Linked DNA regions of Homo sapiens: region 2 is linked to region 1. Evidence: chromatin contacts called from ENCODE Hi-C or POLR2A ChIA-PET data. All regions are on one chromosome and are shown on one strand. Each heading gives the region's core, a stretch centred on a gene start or an enhancer-like site at or near the end of the contact. The rest is flanking DNA. Distances are from core to core; before and after follow the strand shown.

Region 1 (6,160 bases), core at 997-3,496:
TTCTCCAGGTCCGTATGTTTCGTCCTCTTCTCCAAGGTTAAAAATATGCTCATTTTCTCTATTTCTTGGCATAATTAATGGGTCACACTTCACAGGGCTCTCTTTCAAATTATTCTGCAGGCAACAATTTTCATCGTGGATTTCCCTTTGACCATTTACATGTTTTGCTTCCTCTAGTGGAGAAACATCATGTAAAATCATTTTGAAATTTTCATCAGGGTGGGCACTTTGACATGAAAGCAGTGGGATTTTCTGTTCGCTAATGGAATTAACAGAAAAAAATGGTCTGTATTGGTCTGTTACAAGAATATCTTCAGTAGAAGACAAACTTTTAATTCGTGACTGGTCTCCAGTTAAAATGCCCTGTTTTTCTTCCCTCTCTGCTGGAGGGCTACATAAACCAGAGTCATCCTCCTCCGAAGTGAGAGAATTAGTACCCCATCTGCACTTGCTGGCCTTGGTAACAGCATCTGACATATCAGCAGGTTCAACAAAAGAGCTTTCACTTTTGTTTGCATAATCCATAAAATTGGCCGGGACAAACATTCGCCATGACCGTCTATGCTCTTTCTTTTCCGCATGAGATTTGGCTTTAGGTAATCCTGTGGTTCGAATGATATCACTATTTAGTTTGAGTGCATCAAAGATCATCTTTTCATCTAGTTTGTTAGCTTCCCGACCTCTCAGCTCAAATACACTGGAAGAAGTAAGGGCACCATTAGAGCATAAAGAACTAACATCCAGTGTTCTGTGACTGTAGGGTAAAGTTCGATCTGTAAAATGCCTGGAAGATAGACTACCTTTTGAACCAGAGTCTATCTGTTCATTTAGTCTAACAGTATCATAGATTGACCGCTGTGGGACGTAACAGTCTTCGATATTTAGGTCCTCCTCTTCTTCACCCTTCCCTACACATGGGGGATTCTGACGTAAACAGTCTGGTCTGCTGAGTGGCTTCCCCATTTTGCAGATAGTTAAAACAAATATTGCAGCTCTTGACACAGATAAGAAATAAGATAAAGCATCTTCCAAAAAAGTATACTTCTGAACAGAGCTATGGAGTGTCTTTAGCATAAAGACACATGCTCAAATAATATATTTCATAATACATGAGGTGTTTAAGGTCATCAGCAGTGCATCAGTATAAATGCAACTATCCTTTTACCTGGTTGATTTTAGGATGATTCTAAACAATAAAGTGCATCAATAACAGAGAACAAAAATCTCCTTTGTCCACCTTTCCCAGCTCCCAAAGTCCCCGTTCACACACTCCAAAACACAGAAAATAAACAAACACACACTTAACAGTGGCTCAAACACTCAGAACATTCCATTGTCAGTCCATTTCCCTTTTTAGTCTGATATTTCCAGATTAAAATTTCCAAATGAGCAAGCATTTTAACAGCCTGAATGTTAATTTCGGCAGAGCTCTGGTTAACTGTAATCCACTTAAAGATGGCTTGCAGAACTCCACCATTCTGGTAAATAAACCATGCTCCAGAAATTTAAAAGACAAACACAGGGACCTGGTATTGTTCACATCAAGGCACAGAACAAATCTTCAGAGAAAAATAAGTTAAGTCTAACGTTATGAGAAAGTTACATTTTTCTTTTACTTTTTTTTTTTGGAGGGGGGAGTAGCTATAAATAAACTTGATTGAAAAGGCAGGTTTTCTTCCTGTTTTAAGCTTCTTCAATGCTATTCAGAACTACTCAAAGGAAGAAAGAAAAAAACACCAGACTTTTAGACACCCAGGGCAGTACAATCCAGCAACCGTTTAAAGTAAACAGAAAGCATGGTGTACTACTAAGCTTCTTTAAAAAAAAAAAAAAAAAAAAAAAAAAAGCCATTTCCAAAGATTCTTATCTGGTCCTCCTTAGGAAGGCTTATTCCACCTGAGGCAATTGCAGCAACGAAGAGCTCCGCGGCTTCCTCTAAGGCACAGGCAGCGTAATTCACATTGAGCAGAAAACCCAGGGACTACATTAGCCTTTGAAACTGAACCAAGTTCTGTGGCCGCGGTATGGCCTTCATTTCAGCTGGGGCTAGAGAGAGACGGTGGCGGTGGAGGCAGCAGAAAGAACTCCGGAAGGGAGCTCCGGGGCTGTCCGCGGCTCCTCAGGGCAGCACGGTGCCGGGCAGGCATGCTCTCCAGCCAGGGCGCTTGCAGCAACGCCCTCTCTCTTCAGGCACCATCTGCTGCGTCTCTGGGCCTGCCGGGCGTTCCGGAGCCGCAGCTCTCTACCACTTCGGTGCTACGCCCTCCCGTGACTTAACTTCGCAGTCATCTTTCGCTTCTTCCCGGGAGTCGGCGAGCGGTTTCAGTGGGAGGTACCTCGAAGCCGAGAGGCTGCAATGTAACAGCTTGTGGTGACATCAGCGCAAAGCAGGCCGAGTCCGGCCACTGGGGAGAGGGACAGCTCAGGTTCAAACACCGCGGAAACCCCGCCGACTACTTCAAAATGGGAGGGGATCCGTAGGGCTTGCGGAGGCAGAACCTGGCACCGGGAGATCCGCGAAGAAATTATTTTGTGAAGGTCCAGAGACCGCACTCATTTGAATACTAAATGGGAAAAGGGGGGCTACATAGGTCCCTATCCTTCAGTTGAAACCGCACTTTTACACTGAAGAATCTGATGCTTCAGCAGTATCTGCGATGCAAAGTGCAGATCACTTTGAAGTCGAGAGTGTTTTGCCGTTCCCTTTTGAAGCCCAAGTTCAAATCTAACTGTTCTCCAGAGTAAAGTATTCCTACCAGTGAGGGGCTCTCAGCACTGCTGACATGAATATTAGTAGTTACTAATAACCATACAGTACTCTTGAGGTTAACACAAGGCCCAAGAGTGGTACTCACTGACTCCAGATATTTAATAAACAAAATCACCTCCACAGATTTTTATCTACTGAACACCCTTCTAAAAATACTGTTTGAAAATAAATTCAGCAAGCCAACTCTTAGTCTTTGTAGGAAATTTAATAGTTTTATTTAAATAAAATCTAAACATTCTCTATTTTACAAAATAAGAAACATCGTCAGAGTGTCAGTTACAAATGAAGCGGTCTTTCTTCAATCTCATAAAATAATCATTTGAACATGAACAAAACTGTGCTAACTCCAAATGAAGAAGGCAGTTCTAGTAAAAACAACTTTATACTTTCTTTGTTAATTTTACAGAAAAGATGTGGGAGGAAACTTTTGTGCCTTTAATGAGAAAACGTTATCTCAATATTCATTCGATAAATCTAAGAGTTGAATCTTTTTTAAAAAAATCTTTTCATAATGAAAACTCTATCGGTAACTCATCCATTCAACAATTATTAGATTATTAGATGCAACTCAGTATGTGGCCATCATTAAGTTGACTAGATATATGACTATCTATAAAGAAAAAGAGATTTAAAAATATCCATCCACATCACAATATCAATGCCAATTTTTCATGTTCAAGACGTGAAATATTTCAACAAGCACCTGATTCTGTGGTGTTCAAGCACACAGGCTGTAATAAGGCACTGATAAGAGAAAGAAAAATGGTCTCATACTTACCACGCTTGAACAGTGGATTGGGCACTAGACTGGGAAATAGTAGAGGCCAAGAGTCTTACTCCCAGCTGCCGCTCTCTTGATATGTAAGCTTAGAAAACTACTTATTCATGGCAATATGAATAATAAAGTTTCCTTGAGATCTCTGAGTGCCTTTCTCTAAACACTCTAAGATCCTTACAGAACTTTTCATAATAAAGAATGGCTCTAATTCAGTTCACCTTAGACTCTAACTCTGAATCATTAGCACAATATTATTCTAGGCTTATGAAAAGCTAAGAGGAGCAACATATAACCTCACATTTGAGGTGGGTAGTACATTTTTAAAACTGCACAAATAATTCATTCATAAATTAAATGATTCAAAAAAATAGCACTCACTGTCTGCCAAACAACATGTAAGCACTGGAAAAATGATGTTGTAAAGACATAGCCACCACTGTCCTTACACCACTTACACTAGAATGGGAATGTGAATGAGAAAATGGCCATGACACAGTTCGGAAGTAAACAGTGCTATGGGAAAATATTCCCTAGTTAATTGAGTTCAAGTATACACCACTTATTTAATAACTAAATTCCTTTTTTATTGAACTGATTTTTATATTGATTCACATTAAGATTTGTGCTATTAAAATTTGTCACAATAATTTACATATATCTTTGTTACTTGAAATCACATTCCAAAGTCTTACCTGGATGACATGTAAGAGCTCATATATAGAGCAGAACCGGACTGGTTTATTTTTCCCCAAAAATTTGGTTTAGACAGCTACTATAAATGTTATAGCCTCTAATGTTAATAAAATCAAGATATATTAAACCATGTTAAATATTAATCATGATATCTAGATCCATCACATTTTCTTTTTTTCTGAGACAGGGTCTTGCTCTGTCACCCAGGCTGAAATGCAGTGGCATGATCACAGCTCACTGCAGCCTTGACCTCTCGGGCTCATGTGATCCTCCTGTCTCAGCCTCCCAAGTACAGATGCGCACCACTACACCTGGCTAATTTTAAAAATTTTTTGTGGAGATGGGGTCTCACTCTGTTGCCCAGGATGGTTTTGAACACCTGGGCTCAAGCAGTCCTCCTGCCTCAGTCTCCCAAAGTGCTGGGATTACAGGCATGACCCACTGTGCCCAGCCCCCTCACATTTTCACAATGAGAGAAATACATAATAAGGTACGTAAAGTTTTCCTGAAAAATAGCCAACACTATTATTTCATAATACAGAAATCATAATGCTGTTTTCAAAATGTAGCTTTACTTACTTTTTGTAGCCTACTAGATATAATCCAGCTAAACTATCTACTAAAGCAGATGATTTCAGAAAAGTACACAACTACTAATTGAATTATAAGCAAAACAGTAATATTTTCTCATTTTATATTCCTAAAGTTTAATTAAATCTTTTAAAAGGAAAGTCCCTGAAAAGTCTTCCCACTAAGTGCAACAATGTACATCATAGAAAAGTTTTATCATTCACATTTATGATTATTATTTACACATTATTTACTCATAGAAAAGAGCAATTTTATCAGCTGAAACATGGAGGTTTTAGGGTTGAAGGATTGGAGGTATTAAGTTCAATGTGCAGTAAGTGAAAAATGTCTATGTAAGTAAACGCACTATTATCAATGAATAACTCTTGGCCTGATAGCTCTTGAAATCAGGATGAGAAGTCAAACAAGGGATATGCGTTTTGTGCTGCAAGTACATAAACAGGCATTAAGAGCAAAAATTGTTCTTTCTAAAACAAATAAGCCATTAGCTAATGAAAACTGAAGGCATGCTATATTTTTAGTTTTCAAACTATTAAATTTATTCACATAAATGGCTAAACGTTTCCAAAGATATGAATATGCATCATATGAATATGCAATAACTATTTATTTCATGGGAATACAGTTTATATTTAGAAGAAAGTAGAATATTCTCATCCTAAAGCCCTAAACCGATTTAGAAACAAGAGATTCACCAACTGATCTTGACAGGAGTTTATCTTGATGTGAACCTTAGTTAATATCTTTAATGAGCACTTGCTCTTCTTCCTGTAAGTTACTACAATACTAAGACTATGCCTTTCCCACATCTTCAATGAGGTTTTCTGGTGACAGTGAAAAAAAATTCTATGTAACAGAAGATGATTCTATATATAAATCTTATTAATTGAAATATATACATATTTCATATATATATATATATATATATATATATATATATATATATATAAATGTCAAAAAGTTCATTTAAAGAAAAGCTATCCAGCAAGCAGAAGCAACTCACATGTTAATGGCCCTATTCAATTTTCTTCAGAGAAAAAAAAAAACAAACAAAATCTGGAAATACTTTTCATATTAAAATACTGACAAAAGAAATAAAGCTTGAAATGAAGACAACTGGAGATATGTGAGAATAGGATCTGTGAGCACAGACATTTTCTTGTTGTATCCAGTTCTTGAGCAGCTCCAGACACTTTTCACTTAAAATCGTAGCATTTCCTTATCCTACATTGTTATTAATGAATGATTAGAGACCTAGATAAACATTTACCACTCAAATGTTCTTTTCAAGAAACCAATGTCTAATTTCATAACAAGGCAAATTCTTC
Region 2 (6,160 bases), core at 2,037-4,536, 680 kb after region 1:
GATTAGGAAAAAATTAAAACTTTCTCTATTCACAAATGACATGATTATCTCTGTAGAAAAACCCATGGAATCCACCAAAAATTCAAAAACCAAACCCTGAACTAATGAGTTTAGCAAAGTCAGAGGACATATGTACAACACACAAAATTCAATTGTATTTCTGTGTACAAACAATGTACAATTTGAAACCAGTATTTTTTAGAATGAGATTTACAATAGCTCCAAAAACATTAAATACTTAGGTATAAATGTAACAAAACATGTACACAATCTGTATGCTGAAAACTACAAAACACTAAACAAATCAAAGACCTAAATAAATGGAAAGACATATCATGTTCATAGATTGGGAGACTCAACAAAGTAAACAGCAATTCTCCCTAAATTGATCTACGGGTGTAATACAATTTCAATCAAAGCACCAGCCAAATTTTTCTGTATCCACAAGCTGATTCTAAACTTTATACACAAAGGTAAAAGAATCAGAATAGCTAAAACAATTTTGAAAAAGAATAAAACTGGAGGAAATTATACTACCTGGTTTTAAGACATTATAATGCTAAATTAACAAAGTGTAATACTGGCAAAGGGAAAGCTAAGTAAATCAGTGGAACAAAACAGGCCCAAAATAGACCCTCACAAATAAAGACAATTGATTTTTAACAAAGGTGCAAAAGCAATTCAATGGAGAGAAGACAGTCTTTTCAACAAATAGTGACGGAACAACTGGACATCCATATGCAAAAAAGTAAACCTTCACACCTTATACAATTAACTCAAATGGATCACAGATCTAAATGGAACACTTTTATAAAACAATTTTTAGAAGGAGAAAATCTTGACCTGTTAGGCAGAGTTTTTAGACATGACACCAGATGACCCATAAAAGGAAAAACTGATACTGGACTTCACCAAAATTAAAAACATTGCTGTCTGAAAGACACTGTTAGAATGAAGAGAAAGACAGACTGGAAGAAAATACCTGAAAAACACGTATCTAACATATAATTTGTATCCAAAACATATAAAGAGCCTTCAAAACTCAACATAAGAAAACAGCCCAATTTAAAAATGGGCAAGAGACTTTGCCAGATACCTCACCAACGACTCCATGTGGCAAATGAACACATGAAAACATGTACATCTTTAGCCATTAGTTAAAGGCACATTAAAACCACAAGGAGATACCACTACACACCTATTAGAATGGCTAAATTTAAAAAAACTGACACTATCAAATGCTGGGAGTATGTGGAGCAACTAGAACTCTCACATGTTGCTTGTGGGAATGCAAAATGACACAGATACTCCAGAAAACAGTTTAACAGTTTTTTAAAAGTTAAACATACATTTACCATATGACCCTGCAATCCACTCCTAGCAATACCCTAGAGAAATGAAAACATGTCCATGCAAAAACCTGTACATGGTATTTATAGCAGATTGATTCATAATCACAGAAAACTGAAAACAACCTCAATGTCCTTCCATGGGCAGATGTTGAAACAGACTGTGGCATATCCACATAATAAAATAGTACTCAGCAATAAAAAAAGAAATTATCCATACATGAAACAACTTGGAGAAATCTTAAAGGCATTATGCTGAGTGAAAAAAAGCTAACATCGAAAGATTACTAACTGTTATGATTTCATTTCTAGAAAAGATTAGTAATTGCCAGGGGTAAGGAGTATGATATAATGGGATCACATTAGGTTTTTTTTCTGTGGCGGGGGAGCGATAGATTTGTTCTACATCCTTACTGTAGTGGTGGTTACATGAGTCTAAAATTCGCAGAACTGTACATCGAAAAAAAATCAATTTTACCATACACTTTTTAAAATAATAAATTAATTTCCTTAAAATAAATTTAAAGAAAAAAGCCAAATTAAATTTTAACAGGCAGTCGGACTCTTGCTTTTCAGAAACTATAGACTTAAAGCACTAGATCAAAACAATTACGTTCCTAGAAATAAGCATACTTCTGAGTACAATTAAAAACCTCGACAATAATACTTTATATAAATACCCTTTCCCCAAAACTTTTAACATTTTGCTAATGCGGTCTAATAAATTAGAGAAGCAAAGGGTGAGTTAACTCACTAATCAAAAGGTTGTTTTCTCATAACAGCCTTTATTTAAGTAGAAGTACAGGTTATATTTGTAAAAATACTGAAAAACTTCTTAGGGTCAATGAAATTACCTAGATGTTAGGAGATACATAAAAACCTAGAGAAGTTAACAGCCCTTTTCAGACCCTACTGCCACTTCACTAGCTCCTGATAATGAAGTTCTTACTCTCACACGCTCTCAGGTTCTTACTCCTGGGAACTGCCGATGGCTCCTCGGATCTCCGAGTAAAGTTAATTCTGTAGCAACCAGTGTCAATGGAACAGCACAATTTGGCTCATTCATATTCCAGCACTCTATGAACAAGAAACTAGGGAAGGGTGGGGTCGCGGGTAAAGAGTGGTCGCACTGCAGGGAGGAGTCTAAATGCCAGGGTGGAGCTGAGGACTCTCTTCGCCATCAAACCTAACCTGAGCACTTCACGCCCTTACTGGTGTCTGGCCCAGCCCGGGTCGCCCCTTCCCCAGTCGGGACTTGGGGCAGGCAAAAAGCCGAACGTTCGGCCAGACTGGGGACGCAGCGCCGCCCTCGCTCCACCCCTCTTTCCCGCCCACCAGGCAATTCCAGGTACCCACCGCTGGGAGCTGGGAGGGGGCGCCGGGCTGGCGCTGCCGCCCACCTTCTCTAGCTGGAACTTGGGATCGGTGCTCAGGGAGGGGAGAGCCGGCGCTCGGCGGTCCGAACCGGGGGATGGGGGAGCCGGGCCGGGAGGCCCCTGCCCTCGATACCCCTGCCCACTCCGGAGAGTAAGGCACAACCCGGGACCCCGGGGAGAAGCTGAGTCTTCCCCAGTGGAGCCGGACGAACCCCCAGCCCCTGGAGAGGGCGAGTGAGTGCAGCGCCGCTGCACCGCAGCGCGAGCCGCTACTCACCGTCCCCCACCGGCCGCGGACCCGCCGCCCGGCGCCACCGGCTCCTCCTGGTCGCGGCGCAACCGCTGCCGCCGCTGTCTCCTCCCGACGCGCCAGCTCTCCCTGCGGGGCCGAGCGGCTAGTTCGCACCCTCTTTCGCTCTCTTAAGAATGATTATGATTTTTAAACGAACTTTATTAGTAGCCAGGGCTCAGATTGAGTGGCTCAGCAGCAGCTCCGCCGGGGGTGGTGGGGCGCGGGAGTCTCGACTCCCCTCATCTGTGGACCCGCCGCGCTGCGGAGCATGCGCCGTGCTTCGTCTGCGCATGCTCTGTGCGGACCCGCGGCCCTGCCCCGCCCCTGTTCTGGCGGGTGGCTGGCGGCGGCTCAGCTTTCCAGGCGCCTCCAAGGGAGCCCGGGAGGGCAGTGGGGAGATCAGAGACGAGCAGGATCTCCTAGATCGTGAACTCTAGAAAAGAGAAATCGGCCAATGACGGTCCGCATGAGTTTCGCCTACAGAGTTATCACACTTCCAGTGTCCTCAAAGGGCTTGCCCCGCTTCGGACACCTACCTTATTTTCTTGACCAGATGACATCTTAAGTGGCCAAGTGAGCAAAAAAATGTCGAGCAAAGTCGAAAACGCACTCACACAGCCTGCAGGACAAAATAGAAGCCTGAGATGGTTAATTATTCAGAGAAGCGAACCAAAAACGAAAAGGTTCCGCAAAAGCAATCTCAACTTTGCTTCAGTTGTTTTTATATTTCAAAATAAAATAGAATAGAAAAAAAAGATGGAAAATACCAAGTGTTGGCCAGGATGTAGAGTAACTGCATTCTTCTACTTTGCTGCTGGAATGTAAACTGGAACAACTCCTTTGAAAAACAGTTTGGGACTGTCTGCAAAAGGTGCATACCCTATGGCCCCGCAGTTCCACGCCTGCATATAGAGCAAAGAGAAACGAATACTTAGGGTGCACGGACAGGCAGGTATCAGAATGTTCGTAGCTGCATTTATTGTAATAATTCCTTAATGAGAATAACCCAAAAGACCATCAACAATAGAATAAATTAATGAAATTACACAGAGTTCATATAATGAAACACTATACAGCAACGCAAAAAAGCATCTGCAATTACAGGCAATAACGTGAATCAACTGGGGAAACCTAATGCCCAGCATAAAAAGACAACAAAAGTACACATGGCATAAGTCCATTTCTATAAACTACAAAAACAGAAGAACTAAGAGGCTCAAAGTTAGCATAATGGTTACCTTGGTGGGCAGGGGATAGTGACTGGAAGGAGTTAGCGACTAGAAGAGGGGCTTCCAGTTAGCAACTGGAAGAGGGGCTTCCTTCTAGTGAGGTTCTCTCCGTTGATTTTGGCGCTAGTTATAAATGCGTGTCCATTTGTGAAAATTCAAGCTGTACTCTTATGCACATTTTTCTGTATGTGAATTATAATTCACACTTAATAATTTTAAAAATTAGTGGAGATTATTTTACCTATAATAGCAATAGTATTTGTAAGAAATTTAATATCAAGTAGCTAACAGATTTATCTCTAGGATTTGGTTGGCAGTATCTCTTAAACTTGAGTAACGTACTGATGCCCTTTCTGAGAAAAGAAAAAAAACAATTAAAAAGTTGGCAAATGACTTGAATAGACATTTCTCCAAAGAAGGTATACAAATGGCCGATGAGCACATGAAAAGAGACTCAAGGTCACTAATCATGAGGGAAATGCAACTCAAAACCATGAGATACAACTTCACACTCATTAAAATGATGATTATAAACAAAGCAGAACAGAAAATAAATATGAGTGTTGGCAAGGATGTGGAAAAATTATAACCTTTGTGTGCTGCTGGTGGGAATGTAAAATGGTACGGCCACTATGGAAAATTGTATGGTTCATCAGAACATTAAAAATAGAATTATCGTATGATTAAATAATTCCACTTCTGAGTATATATTCAAAAGAATTGAAAACAGGGACTCAAAAAAAAATTTGTACAACCATGTTTATAGCAGCATTATTCACAATAGCCAAAGGGTGGAAGCAACCCAAATGTCCATCAATGGATGAATGGATGAACAAAATGTAGTATATACATGCAATAAAATATTATTCAGCCTTAAAAAAGGAGGGACCCAGGTGTGGCGAGGTATCCCTGTAATCCCAGCTACTTAGGAGGCTGAGATGGGAGGATCACTTGAATCCAGGAGTTCAAGACCAGCCTGGGCAAATCCTGTCTCAAAAATAAAAGAGAGAGAGGGAAATTCTGACACATGTTATAGCATGGATGAAGCTTGAAGACATTATGCCTAGTCGCAAAAGGACAAATGCTGTATGATTCAACTTATATAAGGTACATAGAGTAGTCAAATTCATAGAGACAGTTGGGGGGTGGGAAGTGGTTGTGGGAAAGGAAGGGCAGGTGGGAATGGGGAGTTACTGTTTTATGTCTACAGTTCTAGCTTTGCAAGATGAAGAAAGTCTGGAGATAGATGGTGGTGATGGTTGCACAACGATGTGAATAAACTTGATGCTCTTGAACTTTATACTTAAAAATGGCTAAAAATGGTAAATTTTATGTTTTATGTATATCTTGCCAAATTTCTTTTTAATGGGAAAAAAAAAAAAGAAAATCTTAGAGGGTCTCAGGGAGTACTTCTGGGATCCAAATTTGAGAAAAACTTCCTGAAAGGGGGTTCCCCCAAAATCATTTCTTTCCTCCCCACTTTTCCATTTCCTTGGGATTGTTGGACATTGAAGGAGATCCAGAATATGCCACCCCAAAACATGCCACTTTGACACAAGCATTATTTGGAGTTGAAGGCAATTAAGAAACAGCAGAACAGAAGAAACACTCTGCTTTTCCTATTTCTGCCTAAAAGCAGGACATAAATTTCCCTTTGTGAAGTTGTTCCTCCTCCCCATCCCACACTAGGAGGAGGAGATTCCTATCACCAGAGCACCAACTTGAGTCATATGGCAAACCTTGCAAAATAACCCTTGTCTTCCAATAGTTTCCCTCATATAGTTTACTCGGCCACAATTTACCACCTTCACAAGTCCCACCCCTTTTTCCTTTGTCTTATCACTTCTCCACAATTTATCACCTTTTAAAAAAATGGTATATAAGCTCTTAGGCCTAACTGCTTTTTGGGGTTTT

Evidence for each region. Hi-C counts contacts between places; a loop is a spot of excess contacts on that map. ChIA-PET counts read pairs that join two places held with the same protein, here RNA polymerase II (POLR2A). Pooled maps may share reads with other maps.
Region 2: a pooled map shows a loop between it and region 1 (5-fold over the local background). The contact joins the promoter of RAB23 here to the enhancer-like site in region 1. A Hi-C loop is called at or near these places in 8 of 50 pooled maps. POLR2A ChIA-PET finds 5 or more read pairs at or near these places in 3 of 52 experiments (GM12878, WTC11 and activated T-cell).

Annotation. Positions count from the first base shown.
Region 1 is chr6:56,540,610-56,546,769 of GRCh38, forward strand. All of the region lies in intron 61 of DST (dystonin), which reads right to left. Among named protein-coding and RNA genes, the nearest start is that of COL21A1, 300 kb to the left of the region's middle. RefSeq lists enhancers at 1,582-2,347, 2,052-2,471. Within about 2 kb of position 2,247, at least 40 of the 41 ENCODE cell types and tissues checked have a DNase peak (open chromatin) inside an H3K27ac peak, as active enhancers do; they include GM12878, where a contact is called at or near this core.
Region 2 is chr6:57,219,021-57,225,180 of GRCh38, forward strand. It overlaps RAB23 (RAB23, member RAS oncogene family), which reads right to left and starts at 3,287. Exons shown (of 7, transcript NM_016277.5): 1 at 2,706-3,287. It also overlaps a transcript of PRIM2 not described here. RefSeq lists a silencer at 2,641-2,990.